Linked DNA regions of Mus musculus: regions 2 and 3 are each linked to region 1. A link is a loop called in an ENCODE intact Hi-C map of the cell type or tissue named here. Cell type or tissue: heart. All regions are shown on one strand.

Region 1 (8,000 bases):
AACCTTCTGCATAGCCAAGAATAACTTGGAACTCATGGTCTTGTCTTTATCTTCCAAGGGCTAGGATTACACATGTGCGCCATTTTGCTCAAGTTATCTGGTGCTAGGTCTTCGTGCATTCTAGCTAAGTACTCTAGCAACTGAGCAATCTCTCCAGTCCTGTATTATTTTAGTAAAATAATGATTAAACAAACAAAAATAAGCCAAATGAGTTCTTATAGCATAGCTAAAATTAAAGACTCTAAATAAGGGCTCTTCTTGATGATATTATGATTGCCGAGAGTCTTGACTTTTAGTTATATGACATTGATCTAGCAATATCTGCCACTGGCTCTTTTGTGGGGATTTGGATGGGGTAGCTAATTCACTGTAAAGTGAAAGGGGGGTTGGCACATGGATAATTGCAGGCCTGCTCTAGCACAATTATGCTATGAATAGAACCCTTTATGTAACATGCACGCCCTGACAGCATGCTGTCACACATGAAAAGCTTGGCGTCATTAACATCATGACTTTGATCCCAGCCACGGAGTTGAAAAGATGAGGAATGTCTTAATCACTTGCTCAGGAGTATGAATGGCGATTGTCAGAAAGGAGCTGTAGTGCCACAGGACAGCATGAGTCAGCATCAGTTGAACCTCCAGAGTGATTCGAATCTTGCAGAGTTAATGTACTAAATATAGGATGATAAACTCAAATGTATTTTTGTAAAGCAAAACCTGTAAAAAAAATACATGGAAGGCATCACTCATGTTATTTGGAAGAGGTTGTCTATATTATTATCACAATAATAAAAGTGCAGACCCAGGAGTTAAAACAGAGTCTAGAATTGGGTTTTCGTTGAGCCTGGGTGAATCTGGGCAAGCTTTCTTAAAACTTTAGAGCCCTTCAAGAATTCTCAGCTAAAAGCAGCCTTGTTTGAAGTTCCCCCATTTGCAGGAAAAGAAATCACATCTGGCATATGGAGGACTGCTCATGGCAGAGACAGGATCTCCAGAAAGAGAGGGGTAAATGTTTTGGGAGACGTGGGCAAGGCTGTTTGCTATTCAAGACATTGAACAACCACGACACAGCAGGGGCAATTTCATCAGAACGGAGGCCCAAAGTTCAGCTTCAGTTCTGGGTCAAAAGTCAGTCAGGTGGAGAGGCCATTCCAACTGGATGTTGGAGGTGCGTCAGGTACAAACAAGCGTATTGTTCCTTCAGGCCTTAGAGTTAGTGTGCAATGAGATGAAATCGAGCAAAATGCGCTGTGTGTACATAATGGGATTTTGTTTAGCTGTAAAGGGAAACGAAATAATTCCCAGGAAAACAGATAGATCTGGAGTTCACAAGGTTAAGCAAAACAAGCCCAATTCAGAAGAAACGGAATATGTTTTCTTGAATATAAAGAATGTAAGCTGGGCGTGGTGGCGCACGCCTTTAATCCCAGCACTTGTGAGGCAGAGGCAGGCGGATTTCTGAGTTCGAGACCAGCCTGGTCCAGGACAGCCAGGGCTACACTGCCTCAAACAAAACAAAACAAAACAAAAAACAAAAACAAACAAACAAACAAAACTCTGACCCATAATTGTTCGGGCTGGTGAGATGGCTCAGTGGGTAAGAGCACCCGACTGCTCTTCCGAAGGTCCGAAGTTCAAATCCCAGCAACCACATGGTGGCTCACAACCACCCATAATGAGATCTGATGCCCTCTTCTGGTGCGTCTGAAGACAGCTACAGTGTACTTACATATAATAAATAAATAAATAAATCTTAAAAAAAAAAAAGAATGTAGATTCACATGCATGTGTATGCGCGTGTAGGGCATGAAAATTAACAAGTAGGGTGAGAGGGAAGATGAAGTCAGAAGAGACTGGGAAACAGGAGGGAGTAGTGGAAGATGGGGTGGTTTGTGACACAGAAGTAGGAGCTAATTGACGAGAGGAAGGGAACCATCATAGGGGTGGGATTGGACAGGGGATGGCTCTCTCTCTCTCTCTCTCTCTCTCTCTGTGTGTGTGTGTAAAAACATAGTACAATGAATGATGAATGAAGAATATTCATGAAAATGTCACATTTCTTTGTATACTAACCAAAAATTAATTTAAAATATCATCATTTTCACTTTTATATCCCAACGTACAATACTCACATTTGAGGCAGTGACTACTAGTTAGTCTTATTTGGAACTTATATCAACCTTTGACTAAGAGAAGATAGAAAACCCTGAATGACAGAGTATGGTCTAACTGCAGTGGTCTATAACTCCTGTTCCAGGGGATCTAGCAATCTTTTCTGGCCTTCACAGGCACAGACATACTTGTAGGTAAAACACCAATGCATAGAAGAATAAAAATAAATATATCTTTTTTTAAAAAAAGGAAATGACAACCCCAGTGTGTGAATATAACTTCTATTTATTATAGGTTAGATCCATAAGCACATGTTATTTAACTCACATGACACTATCTCAAAAAATATATATTTTAAGATATGTAATAAATGGAATAAGATGAATTTTTTTAAGTATAGGAATAGTCAGCTCAGAAGCAAAAGAGATTTGCCAAAGTAAAGAACAAGGCTTTTAAATTCAGGTTTAAAAACAAAGTTTTCATGCAAGGTGCAAGGCTTCAGGGGAGCCCTTTGGCTCCCCCCACCCCGTGTGTGTGTGTGTGTGTGTAGATCTAAGAAAGAAATAGGATTATACCCACGATAGGAACAGATATATAGATATATTCCCAAAGTTCCCAGCTGTGTTGGGAAGCTGGAATGTTAGTTAGCTTTGAAAAAGTCCTAAAACTATACAGTGTTTTCTAGACCAAAAGAGAAGACTTTAAGTGGATGCTTCTTGCAATGTTTCCAAGATTCAGCTCTCAATACTTCATTAGACTCTGACTGCTGATCTTTTTTTTTTTTTTTTTTTTTTTTTTTTTTTGAGACAGGTTTCTCTGTATAGCCATGGCTGTCCTGGAACTCACTTTGTAGACCAGGCTGGTCAGAAATCTGCCTGCCTCTGCCTCCCAAGTGCTGGGTGGGATTAAAGGTGTGCGTCACCATGCTCGGCCTGACTGCTGATCTTAAAGATGTGCATTGAAGGACTACACAGCGACAGAGAAACCCCATCTCAGAAAACCAGCCAGCCAGCCAAACAAACAAACAAAAAGAAAGCAAGCATATAGAAACATGGTCTTGATTTAAACTTTTATTGGGCAGTGGTGGCTTATGCCTTTACTCCTAGCAGTAAGGAGGCAGAAGCAGGAGGATCTCTGAGTTCAAGGTCGGCCTGGTCTACAGAATGAGTTCCAGGACAGCCAGGGCTACACAGAGAAACCCTGTCTTGAAAACCAAACCACACCAAAAAGATAGCCACTGAAGGAACACTGAGTAGACACATTTGAAAGAGCTGGAAGGTCATTCCCAACCACAACGGACTGAAACACGGATTGAAAACAGCCCTTCTGTTTCAGCATTAACTTGAAGTTGATGTCAATGGAAAGGAATAGGCAATAATTCAAACGTTAAAGCCAAGCCTACGGGTACTATTCTGTAATTCCAGCTCTTGGATGCTGAACAATTGTAGAGAGTTTGTTGCCAGCATGGGCTGCTGAGTGATATTCTGTCTCAAAAAGTCAAAACCAACGAAACCCCCAAAGGAACAAACACAATTCAAAAGTTAAAGACAATGAAGGAAAGGCTAGTTACAATAAAAAATATGACTTTTATAATACAAACTGTAAAAGTGTGTGTGCGTGAGTGCGCATTCCTGTGTAAGCCAGAGGTTAATGCCGAGTTAATTCTCCATTTGAGTTTTTGAGATCAAGTCTCTCACTGAACCTGGAACTCAATAATAAGGCTAGAATGGCTGGCCAGGAGTCCTCCTGTCAACCCCGTCTAAAAGTCTAATAAAACTTTCTGCATACTTGTTTATACATGTATTTCTTATTTTATGATCATCAGAGAGTCTTCCATTTTTGGATTTTCATAATTAAATAATGCACTACCTCTCCCATATCATATCTAACTCCTAACTACCTCCCCCAAGGGATTTAGAACGGTGTTTACAGTGGTCACCAGCACCTTGGTACATTATTAAAAGGGGATAATAATAGACATTTGAGGAGTAAAACATTGGAAAGGACATATATCCAAGGAACAAATACTCCTTGAATTCAGGCTCCTACTTGCCAGAAAAGTCTGTTTCAGTTCGCCAAGCCGACGCAGGCGGCAGGTGGCGCTCTCACCCTGGCAGTCCCGCGTGCGGGTTTTTAGTCTTTGCGTTCGACTACCGAGGGACCCGGGCGAATAGCGCACATTAATGAAGCACAGAAGGATCTTCAAGCTGCAAAGCAGCCTTCTTTCTCTGTGGCGGAGTTGAAGCCAAGACTGATCCCGACTCGGGGTCTCAGGGAGGAGGCTATAGCGATCCTTTTCACTTTAAGGCGAAGTTCAGAAACTACGCAGAGAGGCCACTTGGAGAACATTTGGAGTGAAGTACGCAAATTTGAAGAAAGCCTAAGCTTGGAAGGTTCGAGGTCTCGGGAATCACCTTGAATGGTGTAGCGCATCCCTTCCTGTGCTCTCAGAAGGGCATTTTGGAGGCAGGTTCGGGAACGTATGAGAGTACCTCTCACTGATTCTCTACCGCCTGCTCTTGGAACTGATCAAAATCACAGTCATTTTGGTCTTTTCTCACAAATGGTCGGCGTGTATGCAACTCCCGCTCTCCATTTGAGCCGATGACAACTTCTGGTGTGACACTGGACGCCTGGGCATTTGCTAACCTGACACAAAATGGGAAGATGACCTTTTAAAAAGCGCCCAGAGGACAAGAACTCAGATCCAGTCCCCAGCCACCAAGAGCTCTGAGCATCTCTAGCCATTCCAGAACAGGACTTCTCAAAGGGCGTGGCCCGCACAGACCAGAGTCCCCAGAGTTTTATAGACGATGGGTCCTTCGGATTCGCTCAAACCTACTGACTGTAATCTCTGAGCATGGGGAAAGGAGATCTGCTGGTCCAACAGCATAAAACTGTCCATATTTTGTTTCTACGACCAAGAAAACCCTCCAATTTAGCATTCTTCCAGTCGATTCCCGTTGAATAAATGTCTACCCTTGGCGACTGTGCTGGTCCCTAGGACTTGAAGAGCAAGGGAGAGGGGACCCACTGTGGGAAGGCAAAACTCATCTTTGGGGATGGAGCCTGGACGAGTGCTGGAGATTTCCCAGTGACTCGGGGGTTCTGATGGGGGGGGGGGGAGCACAGGGCACTGCTTTAGTTGTGGGGGTGGGGAGGACCCAGGGGCTCCTCAATTGCGTTCTATACCCGGCTGCCACGCGCACCTGGGTCGGCTGCCAGTCCTTGGGCTGAACTTGGGAGGAGTGGGGCGGGCTCCTCTGCAACTCGAGCGGGGCGGGGATGCTAGAGAGGAGGAGGGAAAGTGGGGGTCTGTCTCCCCACTTCCCGCCCCCCGCCACCACCTTTGGCTTTATAATTGGCTCGCGCAGCGGTTTCTTTCCTCTTATCTGATCCTGGGTGAGAGGCGAGGGGAAGGAAGCTCTGTAGGGCAGGAGGCGACGGGAGAGGGACAAGGAGAGGACAGAGTGAACGACAGGAAAGAGAAGTTAATTGAGAAAGGGTACTCTGAGGGAAGGCGAGCCAGGGCAGTGGTTCGCTAAGAACCAGTCGGCGGCTAATCTTCCCTAGGCGCCAAGAGGTCCCCAACCTGGGCTGGAACGTTGCCCTGCACAGGTCAGTTCGTCTTTCCCTACTGTTTTCCCGCTCGGCTTTGCATAATTCATAGGTGAAGAAAGAGCCCCAGTGAGAGCCACCTGCAGACGGATGCGATTGCCAGGACCAACCACTGCAAGTGTGCCCGCGGGGTGGCCGGAGACCTTAGGGGTGAGCTAGGAGACCGTGCACCCAGATAGATGCTTGTCTGGGGACCACAGGGCAGAGAGATTGCAACGCGCCTAGTGACCGACGGGTGTGTGGACAGCAAAGGAGCCCTCCGTTTCTCTCTGAGGATCCCTCCCTCCCATGGTGTCTGTGTGCGGTGGGCGCCGGGCTGGAATTGGCTGCATTTGGCAGCTCTGTAGTGGTGGCTCCAGCAAGTTCAATTGGTAAAGGCTTAGGGAGTCTTTTGGAAGCACCGTGTACGCACAGAGCACAACGCTGTTTAGATTCTATTTGGCAGTGGATCGGGAGACCAGTCCTTGGAGAACACGCATCCAAGCATTCACTGGACTGTTGCTGCACGTCGGGGCAGCTGTGGACCAGGCTCTGCACGGAAAGGGGGGTAGCCAGTGAGAGTTCATAGACAGTAGAATGATACCAAGCTCCCAGTGTTGCTGCTTTGAGGGGAACCACCAAGCTAAGCTGCTGCAGGAACCTTCTTCACTTTTTTTTCCTTTTATTTTTGCGAACTCCTCTTGCGTTCCGCTTGTGGGCATCCGGAGCATCTGCAGAAGTTGGGCTTTAGCATGCAGTATGCACAGTCTGGAGCAGGGCTAGGTTAGGTTAGGTTAGAGGAGCCCCGTGATTCTTTCGAGTAAGTAACCTTAGTTACCCGCCACGGTTTGGAGTCATTATGCAAACTTGGTGCTGAGTTCTTGGGTGCTCAGTGGGTAGCTAGTCTTGTGCTCAGGGTTGCTTAGGCAAGGTCTAGGAGAGCTGTTAACTTGCCCTGAAGAGCACCTCTGAAGATGCTCACGTGCAGTTCTCAGAGTGGTATGAATCCCTCTCCCACTTCCCTCCCCCGCTTCCAACTCCCCAACCCCGCCAACTGCTGGAACATGACTTCTAGATCTGACTGGAGTTCCAAGAAAGAAAGATCTATTTATTTAGGCAGGGTGGTATGTAGCTCAGGCTGGTCTAAAAGTTTTCTTCAGAACAGAGGGAGGAGACCTTGGGCTCACATTCCTCCCGTCTCCACCTCCCAAGTGCAGGATTGCAGGTGTGTGCGCGCGCCACTGCCTGGCTTTGACTCTGCTGGAAGCCTTGCAGAGTTGTTTGCTGGTAGCAAGTGTTAAAGTGGAGCACTAGCAGTAGGAAGAGAAATAGGAGGAAGACCTCTGTGACACCACGGTTAGGAGAAAATGAGATTTCTCAATCTTCAGTTACTGGAGGTCCTGGCCTCAGCTTCTACCAAAGGACCAAAGGCACTTCTTTATAGGATGGAGTAGCAAGCAGGCTCAGGGTGGCTGCACTAAAGAGATTGGGTGTTCTGTTGCTGAAGAGGGACTCCACCTCTATAGGTAGCCTCACTATTACATTAGAAATGGGTGGGTGGGTGAATGGAGGGTCGGACAGATGGAATTTAGATCTGATGTTAAGAGAATAACACGGAGGGGGTTTTGTTGCACCTGGACCCAATGCCAGATTTTCTAATACAGTTCTTTGATGGTTTGATTTGGTTGGTTTGTTTGTTTTGTTATTTATTTTGTTGTGACAGGTTGTGCCATGACTGGCCTGGAACTCATCAGGTAGCCCCCGCTGGCTAGGAACTCTAGGACCCTCTTGCCTTCGTTCCCTCAGTGCTGGCATTACAGGCATAGGCCACCATGCCTGGTTCCTTGTTTGTGTTGTAAACAGTCTACTTGATAATCATTTCACACAGGACACAATTCACACATTTAAAGTGCATAACTCAAGAGCTTTTAGTATATTTAAAATGTGCAGTACACATCCCAAATTAAGAATTATTTTAGGTTTCTGGAGATGGCTTAGTGGTTAAGAACACCTACCGCTCTTCTAGAGAGGGTTAGGGTTAGGTTAGTTTGGCTCCAAGCAAGGATATTTGGCAGCTCATAAACACCTGTAATTCCAGCTCCAGGGAATTGGACAGCCTCTTCTTGTCTCCATGGACATCCACGCCAAATACACATGCTTTTTGTTTTTTTGGTTTTGTTTTTTTTTTTTTTTCGAGGCAGTGTTTCTCTGTGTAGCCCTGGCTGTCCTGGAACTCACTCTGTAGACCAGGCTGGCCTTGAACTCAGAAATCCACCTGCCTCTGCCTCC
Region 2 (8,000 bases), 75 kb after region 1:
TCTTGTGGATCTATCAGACGCACAGTAAATTTTGTTTCCTCAGGTATTATTTCAGTACTGAGTTCGTTTTCATTCCCCTTTAAGATTTTAATGTTATGAATTAAAGGTATTTTGTTATGTTCCCAATGTACTTGAGTTTCTGTGACTATCCCTATTTGCTCTTTAAAGAAAACATTTCTGAGATAGGTTCTGTAGTAACGTCTCTGCTACAAGTCCAGTTTGGTCTTGACTTAATCCTATAACCAGGATCCAAGGACCTTGATTTCCTAGGTCTGCCTGTATCTGCCTTCAGGTGCTGAGTGTGCAAGGGTGGACCAGCACACCCAGTTCTGCGGAGCATTGAGTCGTGCAGGCCTGGTGTGCAGGTATTGAGTGTGCAGTGGTGGACCAGCACACCCAGTTCTGCGGAGCATTGAGTCTGATTGTTCTCTTTCTCAGGTTGGCCATTTCTGTGCTAGCAAACAAGCTTGCTAATTCTTCCCTCTGTCCACATGCTGCTGTTGAGCCCATTTGTTAATTTTAGTACTGTTTTTTTTCCTTTTGTTTCCTGAGAGTTTTATGTTGTCATTGACTCCAACTATGTTTTTCATTGTCCATCTTGCACTAAAGTGTTCCATGAGGGCTGCATGTCTGATACCATCCTGCTAAGAGTGGAGAGTAATACTTCCTTTTTGCTAGTTAGGATTAAAGTATGGGCTACTTATTTCACCTACTTTTGTTTCTTGGGGAAAAAGGGCTACTCATTGGCCTGCCGTTCATAATTACCTTTTTAGAGAAGCAGGAGTCCCTCATTTCTGTCCCTAGGTGGCTTCTGCTAACAGTTCTGTGGGAGTGGCCTCCATATTGTAGGAAAGCTGGGAAAGACCTGATAGACTACTGTGTGTCCCTAAGTGAAGGAGAACATGAAGGAACAGGCTGGGTTGGAAGTTAGATAGGCCCTCTCCATGAGCAACACTGCTGTCACAGATAGAGACGGGGGAGGAGGCGTTTTCTGAATCTCCATCCCACCTTGGCTTGGATGGAGGGATGTGGAGAGATGTGACACAGTATGAAAGCCAAAACAGGGTGGAATTTGGGAGGCTTGTTTAATGTTGGTTGCCATGGGTTACAGTATCAGAGAGGTGGAGTACAGTTGTTTTCCGTAGTGTGTGTCAGGAGTTACTGCTGAAAATTTTCTGTCTTTGTATGCTAGCCTTTTCCTGGTCTTTGCCTAGAGACAGCAGTCTTTGTTGAGATAGATTTTGTATGAATACTCTGATGTTTCTATGTTTCCAGATACCATTGCTTTCCAGCTAGGGACATTTGGACACTAAAGAGAAAGGACAATGGCTTTTGTGGTGTCTCTTGGGTCCTGCAGAGCCTCTTGCCTCTACCTTTTTCCCTCTGACTTCAGCACCTTCTTATGCTTTCCTTGTATACAATATCCTGACTTTTCAGTTGTACTTAGAGAGGGTGGGAGAAAGTATACATGCTTTTTTGCATAATGATGATAAAAATTCATCACTGTTCAACCCTTGCCCTTCAGTATATGATTGGTCTGTAGGTTACAGGTTATTCATAGGATCCGGGAAGAGGGACTGTACAAGGTCTTATTTTAGTAGTTTGGTTTGAGTTCTTGCCTCTGTTGTATCTAGGAGAGTTTCATTGTTATGTTTGGCTCATTTTCCTTTTCTCTTCTGTCATTCTGCTATCCTCAGGCCAGATCTCTTGGGGCTGGGTTGGACACCCAAGCTGTAGAACTGAGAACAAATTTGTCTGACCTCAGAGTGAGGCTACTTCAGATCTGAACTTTTCCCATATAGCCCTGTCAATAGACAGACAGACAGTCAGGCAGACAAACAGGCAGACAGATACCCCCAAACTCCTCTACATGTACTTGCTAAGAAAGCATATGATACCTACAGTGTGCAATAGTTTTCTCATCACTGTGGTTATTAACGTTTGTTTAGGTTCCCTAAAAATTTGAGAAATCCTAACAATAAATCTCTTTATTCTCTTTTTCATGTTGTGTTCCCTCTCCACTGAGCTTTTTATGTGCCCCGAATCATTACAGAACCATTTAACATGCACATGGCACACATATGTCTGGCACAGAGTGGTTGGCTACTCAGTATGTGTCGGTTTCTTTGAGTGCTTTTACGTTTAGATACTGATTGTCTGTTGGCAGGACATCTTCAGTGTAGGTGCCACGTCCTCTGATGCAGAGAAGTATTTGTATGAAGCTTGATGCATTCTCAGCTCTGAGAGCTGCTCCCCCTTAGATGTGGGCTGTACGTTGCCTTTATTTTGCCTTACCGTTCTCATCTACAAACATGGGCAACATTAGTAACTGCCAAGAATTAAATGGCACCTCTAAGACACCCAGAAGAGCATCTTTGGATGTGTGCCCACTCACTTAAGTGCCTGTTTTCATTGTTTATTAACAGTCCTTGTCAGAGTTTCTGAGAATTAAGGACTATGTTTTATTTCAGTTTGGTTACTAAGAATCTACTTCAATGAATGGTTTCTAATGGACAGTAAATGTTTTGAATGAAGGAATGAGCACAAGAATTAATAATGGAACCAACTTTTCCACAGAGCAGACTCTTAGGGGGCACCATAGCTTCGAGAGTCACTGCTGCTTAGTGGCTTTTCTTACGTTCATTGAAATAACTTGGGAAATGAGATTTATTTAGTGTATTTCTTTCATTTAGCCTCAGCCCTTGCCACCATCGGGCCACCTACAGAGCTGATCACTTCTGAAGTCACTGCCAGGAGCTTTATGGTTAACTGGACTCAGTCCCCAGGAAAAGTGGAAAAATACAGAGTTGTGTATTATCCCACCAGAGGCGGAAAGCCGGAGGAGGTAATATGACAATCTTTCTAGACTTCCCAATCCTTAAAGTCTTTCTAGTGGGGATGAAGCAGGCATGTTTGTGTAGGGCATCCTTCTGCTTAAACAGTTTAAGTGGTTTGAAATAGATTTCTACATGTCTGTATTGTTGCTCTGTCTCTTCACATTGTATCCACACCGTTTCTCATCCTGCCATCCAGTCATCCTAAGAATGGATCAAGTATGCACTTAGAAACTAGTTTACTTTTCTTCCCCTAATTAACAAGTTCTAAGCTGAAAGGTTTCCATGCATCTTGGTTTATCTTGGGAGTGGCGAGGGGTTTCTGCCATAGTGAAGACTGCATGTTCCAAATTATGGGGTTAATAGGGTGGGCCAGTCCTCTGGCATTTGGAATTTCCTGGACATTTGTAGAGATCAGGGCCATGGAACACCTTCTTGAAGCAGCTGTGGCCAGTGTTTTCCATCGTGGCTAGCTGTGTCTAGAAGAGAGCACCTATTGCCAGTGGCGGGGCCCTTCTCCTTCCCTGCCTGGATGCAGTGATTCATGGAGTGAAGACATGATGAAATCTCCACTTCCTTTTGTTGTTCTAACCTCTGATTGACCTCACAGTGTTTCACAATGTCCTTCTCTACCCAGGCAGAATCTGTGAGCTTCGTTTTAGTTTCAAGCATTACAGAAATTGATCATGGACTTTCAAATCATCTGGTCCAAAGAGAAAAATAAGCCATAATCTTTCCAGTGGCTCTATTTTTCTCATGACTAGCAAACCTTTTAAATGTTTCCCAAAGTGCCATTGGGGAAAATTATATCTGCTGTAGTCATGTGAGTGTGACCAGGATAATAATATCCCAGAAATGACACAATTAGCACTATATACGAATTAAAAAACAACTTCGGATGGATTCCATAGAAGTGCATCCATTTGTGCACCGAGACAAGGAGAATTGATCCCTAGAGTGGAAATGAAGACCTTGCACAAATAATAAAATATTTAGCGAGATGGTCTTGCTGGAGATATATTTCCTTGTTTGTCTCCATTCTGCATGTGAGATATTTTATCTTCTTTCAAATGGTTCTTTCCACAGGTGGTGGTGGATGGGAGTGTATCTTCCACAGTGTTGAAAAACTTGATGTCTTCAACTGAGTACCAGATAGCAGTGTTTGCAGTATCTGCCCACACAGCTAGTGAAGGCCTGCGGGGAGCAGAGACCACATGTGCGTATTCAATCCTCCTCTACTTCCAACATGAACAGCCTCGCTTAGGTGGCTTATTCCTAAACTGGGCTCATCAGGGTGGATAGACACCCCGACTGGGTCGCAGGAAGTGCCTGTCATGTATGTGGGAGAGGCTGCTGCCGCAGCTGCAGCTTTCCAGCTGTGTGTATGGAATGGATTTTTACAAATGTCTTGCATGTTTTAGAGAGGGTAACTGTGGTGGTGAAGGAGGCAGACTCATTCATTCATTCAACAAATATGTATATGTATATACCTATACACACACACACACACACACACACACACACACACACACACACACACACACACATGTATGTATGTATTAGTAAATATCTACTGTGAACCAAGAGCTGTGCCAAATTTGTTAGTCAGAATGGAGAAGAAGTTCAGGGGCTTCTTTTCCCTCAGGGGAATAGTGAGAGAATCACAGTGCATTTCCCCTCAACATTAATCTCCTTTTAAGTTAGAAGAACGTCTGAATCCTGACAGTCCCTTCACTAGGCATGATGACAAGTACACATGCTCATACTACATGCATACACACATACATACACACATCAGGTACATACTCAGAGAATCACAAGACAAGACAATCGTAAAACAACAATTATTTAGTCATTTGAAAAACTGTGTTCTTACTACGTCTTGGGAGCTATGCCAAACTGGCCTAAATAGCATACATTTCACAGAGCAATAACTATGTAAACAACACTAAAAACTACATTCCAGGACCATGGTGCTTTTCCTCTGTGCCGTGCTTGGCTTTTGACTGACAGTGATCTGTCAGGCTTGTGTCGATGCTTCTGTTGTGGAGACATGTGTTTTCTCTTTTTTAAAATGAGGTTTAAGTTACCATATGAAGTAATGGTTTCCACCGTGGTGTTTCCCTACATATGCATCCCATTTGCCCTAAATCATCCACTTCCTCTGCTCACATTCCCATCCTGTCATCCCCAGCTGCCTCCCTTCCAGTCCCCCAGACAGTTCCTCTTTGCAGAAGGAGTCTAATGACCATTTCCCCTTTCACGGATGTCTCAGTCTTCAGTACAAGCTGAGTCTGCAAAAGAGGGACATTTGGACATTTGCATGTGTGAGTGCCATGGAGTGTTGTCGGGACTCCAGAAGAAATGCGTGCAGAGTTCCAAGTGTAAGCAGAGTGCTGGACTTGAGAATGTGGTTAGAGAAGCAGGTGCGGTCATCTGTGAGGGGTCTACAGCTATGCTTTTGAAAGAACAAAATCATCTTTTCTAACAGTGTTTACACTTCAAGTCTTGACCTAGAAGTTTATCCTAATTCCTTTCTCCAAACCCTTGAAATATGAAATATGGCCAGCATTGTTTTTTATTTTTACTTTTATTTTTTTGAGAAGGGATGTCACTCAGTTCCTTAGGCTGATTTTGAATTCAAAACAATTCTCCCGCCTTCTTCTAAATGCTGGGATTAGTAGCATGACCTGGAAGGGCTGACATCTTGCTTCTTATTACTTGATTTTTTTTTTTTTCTGAAGTTCAGTGGTAAGTGAGTATTACAAAGAGCCTTTTCTTGCAGTGGCCTTGCCCATGGCTTCCGACCTCGAGCTGTACGACGTGACTGAGAACAGCATGCGCGTCAGGTGGGATGCAGTACCTGGAGCCACAGGCTATCTGATCCTCTATGCTCCTCTCACAGAAGGTCTGGCTGGAGATGAGAAAGAGGTAACTCCCGGCTACCAACTGTGGCCCTCGGGCCTTTGCCTTCCAGATAAAATTCATATTGTCAAAATTGATTGGGTAAAATTCAGAAAATTCAAGTTGTCAAAATAAAGACGTTGGTGGCAATCATGCTACCTATACAAGGCTATTTACAAAAGTCCAGTCACGTGTTATTTTGCAAGGCTAAGGACTACACTCAGGATCCCCCACACACAAGGCAAGTTGTGCTGCTGAGATACACTCTTGGCCTTTCTGATGACATTTCATTTACAGTCTTTCTTTTTCTCGTATTCTGTTTTCTTTGATTTCCCTTTCATTCCTTTTCCTCCCTCTCGTTTCCTTATTCCTTTTATGGTTCTAAGAATCAAATCAATAACTTTACACGTACTAGGCAGGCACTTTCCCCCTGAGCTCCACCCTCCCATGCCTTCGGTATATTTTTAAAAGGTCATTTTATAATTTTAATTAGGTCAATGTTTGTGTGTACATGTGTGTGTGTGTGCATGCGTGCGTGGTGCGTGCGTGCGTGCGTGCGTGCATGCGTGTGTGTGTGTGTGTGTGTGTGTGTGTGTGTGTGTGTGTGTGCAGATGCCTGAGGAGGTCAGAGGAGGGTGTCAGATCCCCTGGAGCTGGAGTTAGAAGTGGTTGTGGCCCTCCATGTGGGTGCTGGGTACCAACCAGGTTTTCTGAAAGAACAGGGTGCACTCTTAACCACTGAGCCATCTCTCCAGGTTTCTTTCAGTGCATTGTAATCTGCCAAGTGAAGACATTTTTCTAGTCTGTCATTTTAATTTCATCTAATGTGAGTATTTTCCCATTCCATTAAGGAATATTTTACACAGTAGATTTAAGCATAGTGTTTTGTTATTAGTTTGTACAAGTTATATATAATTAATTTCATGTTGTTGGACATACAGATAGCTTATTCAGTACATAGTGTTTAATATTGACCTCCCTGCCTTGTGTTTTTGCATTATTGCCCCAGTTCCTTAGAGTTGATTTTGAAAAGTGGTTTTTGTTGTTTTAAGTACTAGATATTCTCAGATGGCTCTAGAGAAAGTTTATATATGTTACCACATCTAGTTTATACAAGTAGCTATGTGGTATGCACTGAATTAAAGTTTTGTCTTAATAATTTGAGAGACAGATAAACATGCCTCTTGGATAAGAATTTATGTGTACGTATGTGTACTTGTGTGTGTGTGTATGTGTACTTGTATGTGTGTGTATGTGTACTTGTGTGTGCATGTGTATGTGTGTCTGTGTGTGGAGGGGCAGAGATACACTTTGGGTGGCTTCCTCATTCATTCTTCACGTTACTGTTTTGAGACAGTGTCTTTCATTGAACCTTTTCCCTTTTATGACTACACTACAGCACTTGTTCCAGGTACATTAAAAAAGAGAACATGCTGCCCATGCCACTCGAGTAGATAGATACCTCGCTTCTGAATGTGGACGAGAGAGGCAGTTGGCAGTGCAGTTCTCTGACTGTCAAAGGCCTGCCTCAGATAAGCCAGTTTTGTAGAATCTGAAGTACGGTGACTTTGCGTCTCAAGGACAAGTTTCAATGATGTGTGTTCTCTTGTTTTCATGGTTTAGGCTGTTTCGTTCCACTCACATTTAAAGTTGGTCTGAATTTTACTTTAGCAGAAGAAAGAGTTATATTTGGAGCTGGAAAAATGCTAAGACTCAAGAGAAAATAGAAATGAAACGATACTAGCTGACAACCGACAGATTAACACGCCCTCTTTAAAGGATGATAGCACCAAGCAAAGTGAGCATGTGAGAATATGACAGTGCCCACCTGTTCAGGCATGCCATCATTCCTGATAATACAGCTGCCATGTACAATATTTTGGCATGTTGGATATGTGTATTGTTTTTTTAAAGATTTATTTATTATGTATACAATGTTCTGTATGCATGTATGCCTACACACCAGAAGAGCACACCAGATTTCATTATAGATGGTTGTGAGCTACCATGTGGTTGCTGGGAATTGAGCTCAGGACCTCTGGAAGAACAGTCAGTGCTCTCAGCGGCTGAGCCATCTCTCCAGCCCCATGTGTACTGTTTTAAAGATGTATGATGAGAGGGTAGTGTCTCTCAAAAGTGTTTTATTCCTCTCTCGCTGTCTGTCTATCTCTGGCTCTGTCTATCTCTGTCTCTCTATAAACATACATACACACATACACACACAGTCTCTTATAGTCCAGGATAGCCTCTCAATGGGCTGTA
Region 3 (8,000 bases), 240 kb after region 1:
GCAAACAGAGAAACAGAAGACGATCATCTCCTGGGCAGCAGGAACAGAGGGAAGGCACTCCAGGAGTTGACAAGAGACGAGGGCTAATGGATAAACTGGAGCCCTTGAGAAAGAGGGTGAATGGCACTCTGTCGGGGGAGACACTCATGCACAGGCATGGAGGGGAGCAATCAGTGTACACTAAAAAGCATCACTGTCAGCTGCAGCATGAAAAGCACTGTGATTTCTCACCAGCCAGGGAGGAGGTGGTACCTCTGACGTCCTCCCCACACAGGCTGCCCACCACTGCACTGTGCCACCTGCGGTCATGCATCTGCCCTGCATCTGCAGCAAGACGTGGGACGCTGCAGGGACCGACACAGCATCTTGGTTAAAGGCAACACACGTTCTCAGGACTTTTTACAATGCTTTCCCAGTTACTTCTTGTTTTGTAGAACTCAGTTTACAGGGATTTGCCAGAAGCAGAAGTTACTAGAGATGCACGTGAGTTTATTTCTGTGAAACTGTATCAAAATTTCCGGGACATATTTTCAGGGGGCAAACGGACACATTATGGCTTTAAAAAATAAAGTTATCTAAAGCACTTGGGTAAGAGAGGGAAAGAACACTATGACATCAAAGGCGAAAGTGTGGTCAGAAATGAATGATCTTAATCAGGAGTGACAATCAGGGTTGGCAGCTGACAACTGTGCATAACTGCAGTTTCAGGGGTTCCAGCGCCCTCTCCTGGCCTCTTTGTGCACTATACTCAAGTGGGCCACATAGATACATGGAGGCAAAATTTTTATACACATACAATTTTTAAAAGAAAAGAGTGGAAGGTCAACATAAAACGGATGACAGCACAGAGACAGGCTTAAGAAGATTCTGACCGTCACCTGAATCGGTTAAGTGGACACAGAGAGCAACACCAGGACCTCAAAATCAAATGATGGAGAGAAAATCTAAACTGCACCAGCTAATCTGTTACCACTGGACCAACACAATTAAAACATATAAAAAGGAAGAAACTTGATTTAACTGGAACACGTGAAAAAACCTTAGGAGTTCTGGCTGGCAGTAAACATTACGAGCCACAATACTGACATGGCAAAATCTATTTTACAATAAACAACAGCCTAAACTGGGAAGATGGAGGAGAGAGTCCCATTGTCCCTGGGAACCCGCAGAACACCTGGATAAGTGCATCTCTGTGGAGAGACGGAGACAGACAAGACGGGAGCTAGAGAAAAGCCACCATTCCCATGTGAGGTTTCAGCGTCCAGACAGCACTGTGAGCAATAAGATGGATCACAGGAGAAAGACGAGTGTGTACTGACTGGTGGTGGTCTGTGTTTGTTCACTAAGCTACACACGCAACATCAGGAAAATCAGTATTTCCTTAGATGCCCTTTTCAAAAACTCTCCTTTCCCTTTAAACCAAGGGCAACAGCATCATTAAAGCTACACATCTGAACCACGTTCCTTAGCCATGGTGTTCTCTTACCCAGTATGTGAGGAGTACACTTTTTGTTCCCATTTGTTTCCAGAAAATGCAATATGTCTTGTGTTTATTATGACAACGTGGTCTCCACAGTCACCTAGGTTTAAAAAGAAACAAGGCAGAGACTGTATATGAAAACATCAAAGCCTTACACACTCAAAAAAGTGGCTTGATTATTTAGGTACCAAAGTGCTAACAACACACTCAAAAATGAAATCCCAACACAACAGCCTTGACCACATTTGTCCCACTGGATGTTAAGCACCATGTAAGCAGACAGAGCTGGCAGGCTGGCTGCAGAATCTCAACACTAGAAAAACGGTAAAAGAAAAATTTAAAAGATGACAATGCATTCTTTAGGGCATATAATTCCTATTCCCTCTATTCCTCTCATTGATAATTAAATCTCTGTGCTAAAATGTTTACATTTAAACATTTCTATTACATTTACCTTTGAGTGGATGATACAAGTTTTCCTTTACAAATAGCAAAGACCATGAAAACAATCTGCACATAAAAGCACGAAGCATGTTCTGCCAATAGGCGAATTAGAAACAAATGTGAGACATTACAATCGATTACTATTCTTTTCAATTTTAGAGAACAATGGAGCACTATGGCTTTATGCTTAACTATGGCCACGAGGCGTTTTCCAGCCACACTGAACTAATTACACCTAAATGGTACTCTCAGCAATGACTGTAACCATAATGGACAGGACAGGTGACCTGAGGACCAAAGTGCATGCACTGCAACAGTGTCCTCCGGAAAAACACCTTCAAGTTTGCGTCCATGAAAAGCAAACTGAGATGGCAACATGCAAGTTTCAACATGAACCACTGTGTATGACGTCACTGGCTGATCTGAAACCTTAAATCACTATTCTACTACTAAGGAAAAAACCCCAACAAAAGATTCTAGAACTATATTTTAAATGTCACAAAAAATAGAAACTATAAATTAGTATACTACTATAATCTCCAAAAATTGCATGAAAAGATTCCACGCAAAGAATGAACCTAAACACAAATTTTCAGACAGGTGTCTATTTTCGATCAAGGGTGGTAGGGAAGGCGAGTCAGTTTTCATTACTAGTGTAAAAGGAGGGAGAGAAGGAGAAACTGGAAAGCCTTTTAACTTTGTACTATAGTGGAATTTTAAAAAGGCTGTAAATATGTACAAATCATCAGAGTCACTTAAAAAGTTTACAGAAGTCAAAAAGACTCTTCGGACAGGCAGTAGTCAAAACACCACAATTAAGATGAAAGCAAGTTCTTTTACATCTAAGATGTAGATTCTTTTTTTTTTTTTTTTTGGTTATCGTCAAAGCTTGTTCCTATTACTTCAAAATAAAATGGATCTGTGATGAAATATTTATGTCTAAGTGAACCATGGACTAATACAAAAGAACCCACTGGGATAGAAGGCTGGAGCCCTCACTAGTATGATTGCTTTTGTCTAAATTTCTGTTAATGAGATAGATATAATCTCCAGTCACAAATTTTAAAGGTTGTTACTCTGTGTATGTGAATGCAGGAACACATGTGCATTGAAGCTCACACAGAGGTCAGAGGCCAACCTTCCAGACGTGGTTCTCTCCTTCCACCTTTCTCAGGCTCCTAGAGATTGAACCAAGGTCGCCAGGGATACAGCAAGGTTTGTCACTCATGGAGCTATTCACTGGCCCAAGTTTAAACATTTGAATAAAAATGTACAGTTCCTATCCATGTATGGAATGTAAATAAATCAGAATTCCTATTTGTACCATTTTGTTTCCACCAATATGAGACGAGTAATAGTTTCTCCATTGTTTACTCATTATCACCATTTTTATGAGTGTACTGTGGTTTTAATTTGCATTTCCCATAGTGGCTTGTATTAGACTTTTGTGTACCCGTTCACCATATAACTAGGCAGTAGCTTTTTAGTGCTGTTTGAGAAGTTCTTTATATAGTTTAGGCCCAAGTCTTTTGTTAACTGTGCAGTTTGTAAATATTTCCTTCTAGTTTAAAGCTTTTTTTATCCCTCTCCTCTCAAACCCTACCTCAAGATATTATTTTTTCAGCTAAACCCAAGAGTCTTAGGATTATGGTGTATGGTGACTTATGGCCAAGAGGCTAAGGCCTTCAACCAGTGCAGCACTGGTTTTATAGATTTTTAAGATCTGGAATGAGGAATATTTTTAAATTGCTATTCAAAATTGGTAAAACAATAAAAAACAGTACTTGCTTTTATTTTTACTTTCAATTTTGAAAGGTGAAATATAAAAAAAAAACCTCATGTGAACATGGTTTCTAGTATGAACCTGTGTATAGCCATAGGTCACTGTGTTACCATAAACCCTTACTGTGAGGACTGTGATAATATGCTGCTGAGTCCCTGTCTTTTCCTCCTTGACCTAAATGTCCCACAAAAGTCAAATCTCAGAGGTATAGTGCTAGCCTAGCATGTCTGCGACCCAGGTCCCTAGTAACACACATACACACACACACACACACACACACACAGCTCTGAGAGAGAAAGAGAAAACAAAATCATGTGTAAGGTCTGTCTGACAAATCAAGCAGTTCAACTATTATTACTTATGTTACTGTCTGATACCTAGTGGCCAACTTTATAGTCATCATTAGAAGTCTAAAAATTGTATGCAGTGATTATGAATTCCTAATACCTAGATAACAGCTGCTTGCTAAACTACTAAATGTTGAAAATAAATTCTTAAGAGACAATGCATTTATCGAATGCTGGTGATTTAGAAATTTGACTGTAGCGACATCTTGTGGTCATGAGAAGCTTTGCTGATGGACAGCTACATGTTCAACACAGTGAGGCAAGCAGGAATTTAATCTTGAAGAAGTTCAGTTTCCCAATGTATTCATGAAATCCCTAGGCAAATGGACAGAACTAGAAAATATCATCCTGAGTGAGGGAACCCAATCACAAAACAACACACATGGTGTACACTCACTGATAAGTGGATACTAGCCCCAAAGCTCCAGATAACCAGGATACAATTCACAGACCACATGAAGCTCAGTAAGAAGGAAGACCAAAGTGTGGGTGCTTTGGTCCTTCTTAGAACAAAATACTCACAGGAGCAAATATGGAGATAAAGTGTAGAGCAAAGACTAAAGAAAAGGACACCCAGAGCCTGTCCCATCTGGGGAGTCATCCCATATACAGTTACCAAACCCAGACACTATTGTGGATGTCAAGAAGTGCTTGCTGAAAGGAGCCTGATATGACTGTCTCCCGAGAGCCCTGCTGCAAAGCCTTACAAACACAGAGGCAGATGTTAGCAGCCAGTCATTGGCCTGAGCGCGGGGTCTCTAACAGAGGAGTTAGAGAAGGGACTGAAGGAGCTGAAGGGGTTTGCAATCCCATAGGAAGAACAACACCAACCAACCAGACCCCCAGAACTAACTCCCAGGGACTAAGCCATCAACAAAGGAGTACACATGGCTCCAGCTGCATATGTAGCATAGGATGACCTTGTCATGTATCAATGGGAGGAGAGGTCCTTGGTCCTACAAAGGCTTGATAGATGCCCCAGTGTAGGGGAATCAAGAGCAGGGAGGTGGGAGTGGGTGGGTGGGTGGGCAGAGAACACCCTCTTAGAAGCAGGGGGAGGGAGGATGTGATAGTGTGTTTCCGGGAGGGAGGGACACCGGGAAAGGGGATAACATTTGAAACATAAAAGTAAATAAAGGGGGGGCTGGTGAGATGGCTCAGTGGGTAAGAGCACCCGACTGCTCTTCCAAAGGTCTGGAGTTCAAATCCCAGCAACCACATGGTGGCTCACAACCATCCGTAACAAGATCTGACTCCCTCTTCTGGAGTGTCTGAAGACAGCTACAGTGTACTTACATATAACCAATAAATAAATCTTAAAAAAAAAAAAAAAGTAAATAAAGGAAATGTCCTCCAGGCATTGGCGGTGCACACCTTTAATCCCAGCAGTTGGGAGGCAGAGGCAGGCAGATTTCTGAGTTTGAGGCCATCCTGGTCTACAAAGTGAGTTCCAGGACAGCCAGGGCTATACAGAGAAACTCTGTCTTGAACAAAACAAAACAAAAAAACCCAACCAACCAACCAACCAACCAAAAAAACCCCCAAACAAGCAAAAAGAAGAAGTCAGTTTCCAACGTCATAGGAAAGCTATTTTCTATTCTTAAGAAAGGATGACCTCCAGGCAGTCACAGCAGCTGCTCTTGTGCTCCAACAGAATGTGTACTGGTAGCATCTAAAGGACACATACAGAATAGTTACTGAGCAGGCTGTTAAGTGCTAACCTTGGGGACAGAAATTAGGTGCTTGTTTCCATTTACCTCCAGTTTCCTAACACTGCTGTTTCTCCGTGGACCAACCAGTGAAGCTGTCTACTATTTACTGCCTCCCTTCCTAAGGAGGAAATACATGAACAGGAAGCAACCACACACAGGAGCAATAAGAATTTCCTATGCAAGGAAGCAGGACCCCAAATTCCAGTCCCAGCTCTGCTTTGAGGGAGCTGAAGGGCAATGAGAATATCACTAAACTCTTCTCTCAGCATTTTTACCTACCTCTGAAGCAGGTTAAATACCTCAAGTCATAAAAAAATTGTATAAATTTGCAATTCTATGAAAGTATATGTTTTTGGTCTGCCAACTTTTTTTTAAAAGTTTATTACATTTATTACAAATGCTGCTGCTTCTTTCTTTCAAAATTCAGTTGATTTCATTGCTCATATTTGTGAATTCCCTTAGCTGTTAGATACACATATTGCCAGCGGTGGCTACAGAAAGCAATGTGCTGTTTGTTCTCTCTCAAATGCAAGCAATGCCACCAAGGAGGTTATTTTCTGTCGTAGCCTCTGTGCTTGTTTTGTTTTGTTTTTTTAAGTGCCTTCAGTCTTTAAAGAGCCCCTCAACTTTGGTACTAGAATGCTGTGTAATTCTCAAGTACAGGAAGGTTGTGATGTGCTTGGAGAGATAAATGTGTATTAAGTAAGTTTCACAAGTGAGTTATAATGTTGTGGGTTAAGAGCTCAGTGCTAAAGAATTAATATGCATGCGTGTGTGTGTGTGTGTGTGTGTGTGTGTGTGTGTGTGTGTGTGCGTGCATGCGCGTGTATTAAGATCCTTACAGAAACCCACAAAAACAAGGTTAGATATTGAGTGGATAGAAATGTTGTGACATGCATTTCTTCTTGACGTGCTGTGCAATATTTAGTAATCCAGTTGTCACAGTGACTATAGAACCAATCTCCCAGGAAGACCAAGAGGTGCCTGTATCTGTGAAGCATCTCTTTAAAACTGTCCTGTACATGATACTCCTAATGAGTGATTGGCCTGGACCACACACTGCAGGGGGTGCTCGAGCATGGCAGAATCCTTACATTCATATTCTACACACAGACTTCAGAGTATGGATTATGCTCATACTCCACTGAAAGTTTATTACAGAAGAAAGAGCAACAGGATTAACAAATGAGAAAAACGATAAAGCCATGCTCTTAACTAAATCCAATCATCCGAAACACGTTTTTTCTTGCTATAGCTCCATAGATCTCAAACTCAAACTCTAGCAGCTCAAATGCCAAGGCACTAGCTGGAAAGGTTTTTTTTTTTCTTTCCTCTTTTCATCTACTTAATTAGTATTCATAAATGCAAACATTTCTTAGATTTAAACTGTGTGTGGAACACTATCATAGGTACTTAGAATTCCTGTTTTTTTAAAGTTTAGCAAAGAAAAGTAGACAGTACGTGGGTTCATGCCAAGTGATACCTAAAATGCTGTTTCAGAAAAAAATGGCAATGTAAAGGATGAATGGGCAACTGGAGAGAGGGCTCCAGAAAGGCCCTTTTCAGGACAGAAATAACTGGCCAGAAATACAAAAGGCACAAAGGAAAGAACCAACGAGGACTGGGGAAGAACATGCAGACAGAGAAGGGTGCGTGAAAGCTACCCAAGCAAAACTGTGCTTCTCAGGCCAATTAAGGAGACAACAGCAGGCCACAGAGGATTGCTCAGGGGCAGGCGAGAATAATGTTAGGAGGTGCAGGAGCCCCATTAATGAGTCCTGCAGGGGACATGCCCACTTTGTGTTTTATTCTTTTGTTTGGAAAACGATAACTAAGCCTTTTTTTTCTTAAAGTTTTCTGTGCAGAAACTATGTATGAACAAAATAGTGTACAGAACAGCAGTCCAAAAAAGTACAGAAGGAAGGGGTGGCGAGATGGTGCCGGATCGCAGGAACGCTGCTCTTTAGTTTATAGATTCAGCATGCTGTTTAGGCAGGGTGTAGGGACACAGAAGAAGAGTCACAGGACACAGAAGTAGAGAAGACTTCAAACCACACCATCAGAAAGGACACAGACACTATGAATTAAGATGGGGAAAATTGAGAAGGCCAGTTGGTTTGGGTAGGGAAAACCAGGAGTATAATGTCTCTAACTGGGCTGATGACTAATGGATATCCAAGAGGACATGCTGAGCAGACAGTAGGTTCAGAGTTCAGCATACAGGTCAAAAACAG

What was found. Peaks named below come from ENCODE experiments on the same cell type or tissue, not always from the same donor. Only the 100,000 strongest peaks of a DNase experiment are listed, where the experiment ranks them.
Region 2: a loop joins it to region 1, with 2.4 times the contacts of the local background. A loop is called at or near these places in 2 of 42 quality-filtered maps.
Region 3: a loop joins it to region 1, with 7 times the contacts of the local background. A loop is called at or near these places in 38 of 42 quality-filtered maps.

The regions. Positions count from the first base shown.
Region 1 is chr15:55,302,253-55,310,252 of GRCm38, forward strand. It overlaps Col14a1 (collagen, type XIV, alpha 1), which reads left to right and starts at 5,499. Exons shown (of 48, transcript NM_181277.4): 1 at 5,499-5,732. In heart, a CTCF peak has its summit at 4,198 (motif pointing right); DNase peaks (open chromatin) are centred at 4,309, 5,369 and 5,789; H3K4me3 peaks cover 2,631 bases; H3K27ac peaks cover 504 bases; H3K27me3 peaks cover 3,457 bases.
Region 2 is chr15:55,376,807-55,384,806 of GRCm38, forward strand. It overlaps Col14a1 (collagen, type XIV, alpha 1), which reads left to right. Exons shown (of 48, transcript NM_181277.4): 10 at 2,694-2,845; 11 at 3,921-4,050; 12 at 5,620-5,765. Among named protein-coding and RNA genes, the nearest start is that of Gm52209, 27 kb to the right of the region's middle. In heart, no CTCF peak of the experiment used is centred here; DNase peaks (open chromatin) are centred at 3,335 and 5,095.
Region 3 is chr15:55,546,656-55,554,655 of GRCm38, forward strand. Mrpl13 (mitochondrial ribosomal protein L13) reads right to left here. Exons shown (of 7, transcript NM_026759.3): 3 at 1,487-1,580. Among named protein-coding and RNA genes, the nearest start is that of Mrpl13, 6.7 kb to the right of the region's middle. In heart, CTCF peaks have their summits at 728 (motif pointing left) and 4,264 (motif pointing left); no DNase peak of the experiment used is centred here.